Linked DNA regions of Mus musculus: region 2 is linked to region 1. Evidence: chromatin contacts called from ENCODE Hi-C or POLR2A ChIA-PET data. All regions are on one chromosome and are shown on one strand. The core of a region is the stretch at or near the end of the contact, and the rest is flanking DNA. Distances in the headings are between cores, read along the strand shown. Region 1 holds the start of Ank (progressive ankylosis). Region 2 overlaps Ank (progressive ankylosis).

The links. A loop is a pair of places that touch in the nucleus more often than their neighbours do. ChIA-PET counts read pairs that join two places held with the same protein, here RNA polymerase II (POLR2A).
Region 2: a loop to region 1 is called in a map of gastrocnemius, with 2.4 times the contacts of the local background. The contact joins the enhancer-like site here to the promoter of Ank in region 1. A Hi-C loop is called at or near these places in 6 of 37 maps with a recorded cell type or tissue (T-helper 17 cell, gastrocnemius, heart and 1 more). POLR2A ChIA-PET finds 5 or more read pairs at or near these places in 3 of 5 experiments (Patski and embryonic stem cell).

The regions. Positions count from the first base shown.
Region 1 is chr15:27,465,120-27,468,261 of GRCm38, reverse strand. It overlaps Ank (progressive ankylosis), which reads right to left and starts at 1,585. Exons shown (of 12, transcript NM_020332.4): 1 at 1,163-1,585. The coding sequence starts at 1,258.
Region 2 is chr15:27,501,840-27,504,981 of GRCm38, reverse strand. All of the region lies in intron 1 of Ank (progressive ankylosis), which reads right to left. Among named protein-coding and RNA genes, the nearest start is that of Gm29901, 18 kb to the left of the region's middle. Within about 2 kb of position 1,552, at least 3 of the 3 ENCODE cell types and tissues checked have a DNase peak (open chromatin) inside an H3K27ac peak, as active enhancers do; they include gastrocnemius, heart and left cerebral cortex, where a contact is called at or near this core.

The DNA of each region.
Region 1 (3,142 bases), core at 336-2,835:
AGTGACATTCCTAGTCTTCTTGTTCTTGACAAGTCCGAGGCTTAAAAGCTGGTGAGACGTTTTAATAATTTTCTATGTCTTAATCATCTCCAACGCATGTGAAGCAGATACCTCGTTTTCCTGTGCTCCTGTATCGACTCTTCACCTGCCTGTATGAATTATCCTTCCCTACACAGAGGTGGGCTATACCTGCCTACCCAGTGACTGTCAGAAACTCCTCACTCCCGCCTCCATCCAGAGCCCCTTAATGAACAAAAGAGGGTTTATCCCACTGCTTTGAAAGGAAAAAATAGTACATTTGCAAAAGTAGGTCTATCTTACACTTTTGAAAAGGTCCAGCTCCCACCCCCAAACCCTCTCCCGGACCTTAGGCTGTAACTGCAACTGCCAGGAAGCCCTGCAAAAGGGTACCAGTGCCTCACCGCCACGGGAGAGCCTGCAGCACCAGATTGGTAATGACGCCACATGGAGATAGCGTGAAAAAAGAATGAGAAGGCAGCACCAGAAATGTGCTCTCGTCCAAAGGGGTGGAAGGAAGAGAGGAGAGAGAACACACACACACACACACACACACACACAGAGAGAGAGAGAGAGAGAGAGAGAGAGAGAGAGAGAGAGAGAGAGAACAGATATCCTAAAGTAGATATAATCAGTGATCCTCTAGGCAAGGTACCTCCTGGACACCCCTAATCCTTACCTAGGCTACATGCAAAGATGTAAATTTGGAAGTACGTGGGAAATCAACTTGGAGACATTGTAAGGCAAATTCTCCCACCATCACTACCATCACCAAACCCTGTGCAAGTAAAAAGCCAGCACTAAATGCTACTAGAAACTACATGCAGTTCTGGGCCCGAGGTTTACATAATCACAAATTACATAATACTCATCCCGAGCACTAAACCCCTTTCTATAGGTGAAGTTCCCCATCATCCCGTCGCTTGCTATTTTCCAAAGAACGCTGGAAAAGTCTCCAATATCTGCGGAGGGAGGGGATGGGGCGCTGCAAAAGTCACCCTCGACAAGCCGCAAAGCCACGTCAAATGGTCCAGGGTAAAGGGGGTTCGGAGCAGGTGACTCCTCTCCTCCCGCATCCCCCCGGCGCCCGGCATCCAAGGCCGAGGCTGGGCGAGCGAGGCGCACCGGGCGCGGCCGGGCTTACCTGCTCCCCGAAGTCGATGGCTATGTTGGTGATGCCGAGGGGCACCAGGAACCGGATCAGGGGCCAGTAGTGCGTGAGCGCCGGGAATTTCACCATAGTCCCCGCCGTGGGCTGACCCCACACTCATCTGCCGCCGCGAGGGCACTGTGCTGGGAGGCGCGCGGAGCGCAGCGCGGGGACGGAGGCCGCGGCCGGCGGGGCCTGGGGCGGCGGCTGCTCGCGGCGGCGGCGGCGTCCTCTCCAAGCGCTGCTGCTCTAGCAGGAGAGCCGCGAGCTCAAGTCCATCCCCGCTGCCCTCCCACACAACAAAGATCTGCCGGGGAGAAAGAGAGGAGGGACAGGGACGGCAGCGGCGGCAGCGGCGGCGGCGGCGGCGGCGGCAGCAGAGGCTTCTGCTGACAGCGGCTCCATTATAAGCGCTCTGGGCCCGGAAATAAATAAATAACCGCGCGCACGAGGCGCCTCCGCCGCCGCCGCCGCGCCGCGCGGAGGAAATCAGGGGCGGGCGGAGGCGCGACACCGCTGGCGACCCGGGAGGGGGCCGGCCCGGCGCCGCCTCCCCGCTCCGCTGCGCACGGCTCGGCCGCGGGGGGCGCTGCGCTCGCACAGGCCACTGCCGTCCGCGCCCGCGGGGGACCGGGGCGCCGCCTGAGCCGAGCGCGCGGAGCGGGGAGTCAGGCGGGGCGGGCGAGCGGGCGGGGACTCCGGGTGACCCGACACCGACAGCCCCATGCTGTCCCCGGAGCGTCCGGCAAGGCCGTGTGAGCGCCGTCTCCAGAGTTGGGAACCAGGAGTAGAGCTTCGGGGACAACCGAGCTGGAAAGGCCTCGGCGTCCGGGCGGCCTTGAGGCGGACTGGGAGCTGCTTTAGGGTGATGGGGATACGGCTGCATTAGTGGGAGAGAAGGATGGTTTACCAAAACGAGCATCTCGCATCTCTCGTGACAGAGATCTGCAGACCCTGGGGAAAAATACACCGGGTGGCAGGGACTGACTGTCCGTCCTGGACTAGGGTTCTGGGATGCTCCATACCGGTCTCCAGCTTTTGCTAGTAATGTGCAACCGTTTACTTATTTAAAAGTCGACCGGTAAATATGCTTAAAAAAAAAAAAAAGGAAAGAAAATCTGCTCGGCTGTGTTATAATATGTCCCCAGTGATTTCATGATAAATCAGTTGCTGAGCTGAGACTTTTACCTAAAACTGAAAAGCTTGACAAAGCCAGCATCAGCCGGTGTCCCAGTATAGTGTATGAAAAAAGGGTCCAAGCCAGTGACTGAAGCATTCACAGCAGGGCGGGGCTGGCCTCCAAGAGACGAGTACAGTCACACAAAAAAGCTTAGCTCGTAGAGGGTCCTGTGCCTGCTTTGGCTCTCTGTTTTTGCCTTAATACTTTTCATTAATATTTATTTTATTATTTTATGTCTATGGGCAGATATTTTTTTTTGTCTGCATGTCTGTCTGTGCATGACATGCTTGTCCAGCACCCACAGAGCCCAGAAGAGGGCATTGGAGCTTCTCCTGGATTCCAGAACATTGTGAGCTACCATATGAGTGCTGGAATGGAACCCGGGACTCTGGAAGAGCAGCAGTCGGTGCTCCTAACTGCTGAAACATCGTTTTCTTCAAACCCTGGTCTTGCCCTCTTGAAATGATGAATTTCTGAACAAGGGGCCTTAGCTTTTCATTCTGTAGCAGTTGAGATAGATGGTTTGTTCAACTTGTATCTTCCTATGCATCTTTTTTTTTTTTTTTTTTTTTTGGTTTTTCGAGACAGGGTTTCTCTGTATAGCCTTGACACATCTTTTAAAATAAACATAATGAGTTAAACTTGTGTATTACTTAAAACATTCAAGTATTTTGTCCTAAGAAATGAACCCATTCCCTTTATCTCTGTAAGGCTCATATTAATACTATATTTGAAGGTAATCAGAGGCAGGAGGATTGCTGTAAGTTCCAGGCCAATCTTGGCTACATAATGAG
Region 2 (3,142 bases), core at 303-2,802, 37 kb before region 1:
AAAACTTTTGCTTTGTTTGTAACTACCTTTGTAACTATGGTCCCAGGGGGTTAATGCCTTCATCATATGACTGCCATCATATGACCTGTGGTACACATATATACATGCAGGTAAAATGCTCAAACACATAAAACAAAGCAATTTTTTTAATTAAAAATACTAATTAGGGCTGGAGAGCTAGCTCAGTTGATAAAGCCATACCCATATAAGGATTTGATCTCCAGGGTCCAACACAATGAGACCAGAAATGGAGGCATGTCCCCAATACTGAGAGTGAGACAGGCGGGTACCTGCGTTCTTATGATTGAGTTTTGTTATATAGCCCAGGCTGTCCTAAAACCAAGTGGCTTCAGAGTGCTAAGCAGGCTACAAGCTATAGGCAAAGTGGCGAATCACCTCTGCCTAACCAGTGCCAGCTTGGCTTCTCTGGACGGAGCTGGCAAAAGTGGCCAGAGTAGAGGTATTCTGGGTCAGGAGGCCTCCATCACCGAACTCCTGACAGCGTCTCCCTTCCTTGCCTGGATCTGTTGCTATTCGTCTACTTCTGTTACACTCAGTTATTTTTATAAGTTAGTGAAGTCGCTCTTTATCTCTAAGGCACGTACACACACATACACACACACACTCTCAACCCGCAATGTTTACACAGCCCAAGCCGTCAGGGAATTTCTTCTCAGCCACTTCCTGCCCCCACAGCCTAGAGAAGTTTGGTTTGGCCTCCTTTAGGGGGTGGTGGGCACACTTTCCTTCCGTCCTATTCCTGTCATCCCCTGTTGTGCCCACCTTGGGTTATTCTGGCCTGATTGGTGTGTGTAAACAGCAGGAGTTGGCAGGATCCTGAGGCCAGCCACAGGCAATATTGTAGTTCTGATAGGGCCGGGCATTAGGAGAGCTCTTGTCCCATGAGCCCAGGCTAGCAGAAGAGTTTATGCGTTGAGGGAAGAGTTACATGTAACACTGGAGACATCTTGGCAATCATCTCGGAGCACAGCTAGGTGCAGACTCACAGCTTCCCTCTCAGACGCAGATGGTGCCAAATGAAGACCATAAATCACATAACGACAGCCCTCCGATGTAGGAAACGGTCACCTTGCACTCTGAAGACCATCATTTTCGTGGGGAGGTGGCTGTACTCCTGGCTGAAGTTACTCATCAGTTATGATGATAAACTGTCAAAAGCACTAACCTTATGAATTCTATCTTAGCATCCTGTGTACATGAGGACAGCTTATATTTCTCAGGTCTCAAGAGAACACAGAAACACGAGGGAGCCTCCCCAGGGGCCCTTCTCCCTCCCCCTCCCCCATTTCCATACAGGGTCTCACTATGAGGTCCAAGTTGGCCTCAAACCCTTGATCCTCCTGCCTCAGCTTAGTAGGCACTAGGCTTTCAGGTGAGGTGTGCAACAGCTTTTTTTTTTTTTTTTTTTTTTTTAGTTGAATTCCACAGAGATGTTCCTCTTCAAAGGCTGGTCCTTGAGACATGTGTGACGTGGCACGTGAAGGCTGTGCGGTACCAGCCTAGCAGAAGTGGTTTTAGGAACGCACTCTTGCTCACACGCTACCGGAGAGCAGGCAAGCTGCCCAAACGCCACTTCCCAAGCATTTGCTAGTTTATTTATAAAGTAGGGCTTTGACACCCTTTCCCGTCCTATCTCAGAGCCTGTAGTGTATTTGTAGGACTTTGACATTTTTCGGTAGAAGCTGAGTTCTAACTGCATAACACACTCAGTTTTTGATAAGTTGATGGAGTTATTTCTAGAAATCAGGGCTCTGAGAAGAACAAAGTATACTCCTTGTGAAGGTATTTCTGGCTATTACAGTGTAGTACAGGGTAAGAGTGAATTGAGAATGACTCGACCTTGGATGGGTCACTTTACCTCTACCACCCACCCACCCCCCACTCCCCCATGCCCTCCCCACCCCCACCACCCCTTCCAGAGAACGGCCAAGAGAAGACACGAAAACACTTTTCCTAGAGCTATTGTGAGGGCTGGCAGCGTTCAGCTTCTGTGCTTAGTTAGGATCCTTCAGGAGTCCCCTGCCCTCCTCATTATCACTGCCAGCGTGAATCTGGCGAGACAGCTCCGTGGAGAAAAACACTCGCTCCTGAGCTTGAAAACCTGAATTTAGTCCCTGGTACATTCACAAATGCAAGAAGAGAGCCTGCAAACTGACCTCTGACTTCAACATTCACGTTGTGGCATGCTCTGTCCCTCCCTCCCCTTGCCAAAATAGTAAATGAGCGCAATTAAAAACGAATTTAGAGAATCATCGGTGAGTTAAAATGGCCCTCACGGTTCATGCTTGGGAAAGGCACCTTCTGTGCTGTGACCAATATGGATCTCCTCTAAGAAGAATGCCCTTTGTACAGCGGCCCTGGGGGAGGAATGGTCTAAGCTTGTTCTTTTCCCTCTAACCTGGACATAGTGCAGCGATCTGTGCATTGTTTGAATAAGCTACATTCTCCAGTCATGGGCATAGCGTCTGGGCCATGCGACGTTCTCACGAGTACTTTGCTCTTTCTAGAGGGTTTCGTCCTGGGGTGTGTCTCTGAAGAGCTACATCTTAACGGTAAACTTCTCACAAAGTGACCCTGGTCTTGTCTACACTGCTCTGTCTCATCGCACAATACAGTGCAGTGGGCCAGGGGCCTTTTGAAAATATTAATAATTAACTGCATTTATTCTTATAATTATGCTATTAATTAATAATACTGTGGAGTAGGTGGTAGTTTACAGAAGGGCTGAGGATGTGGCTCAGAGGCAGAACCTTGGTCCTGTATACGAAGGCCTGGGTTCCAGGCCTAGGACCACAAAAGAAAAAGACTTAATGAAGTGGGTTGTGGTAGCAACCACAGGAGACAAGGCAGCATGCTTTACTCTGTAAGTAAGGTGCAAGTATAGAGGTCCACCTGGTATGATCTGACGTGTGCCAAATCCAGACAGACATGGCCCTGCTTTCCCTTGGAAATTACTAGCAACCAAATTACCATTTCAGAATCTGGCCTTGTAACTCAGAAGGAGATGGTGGGTGTATACAATTGACAAGTTATCAGCTGTCTCCGAGCAAGAACCCAGTATCAACTGTGCTTAAAATAAAACAGCAGTTGTCATCTGAAGAAAAAAAAAAGGCCTACGGTA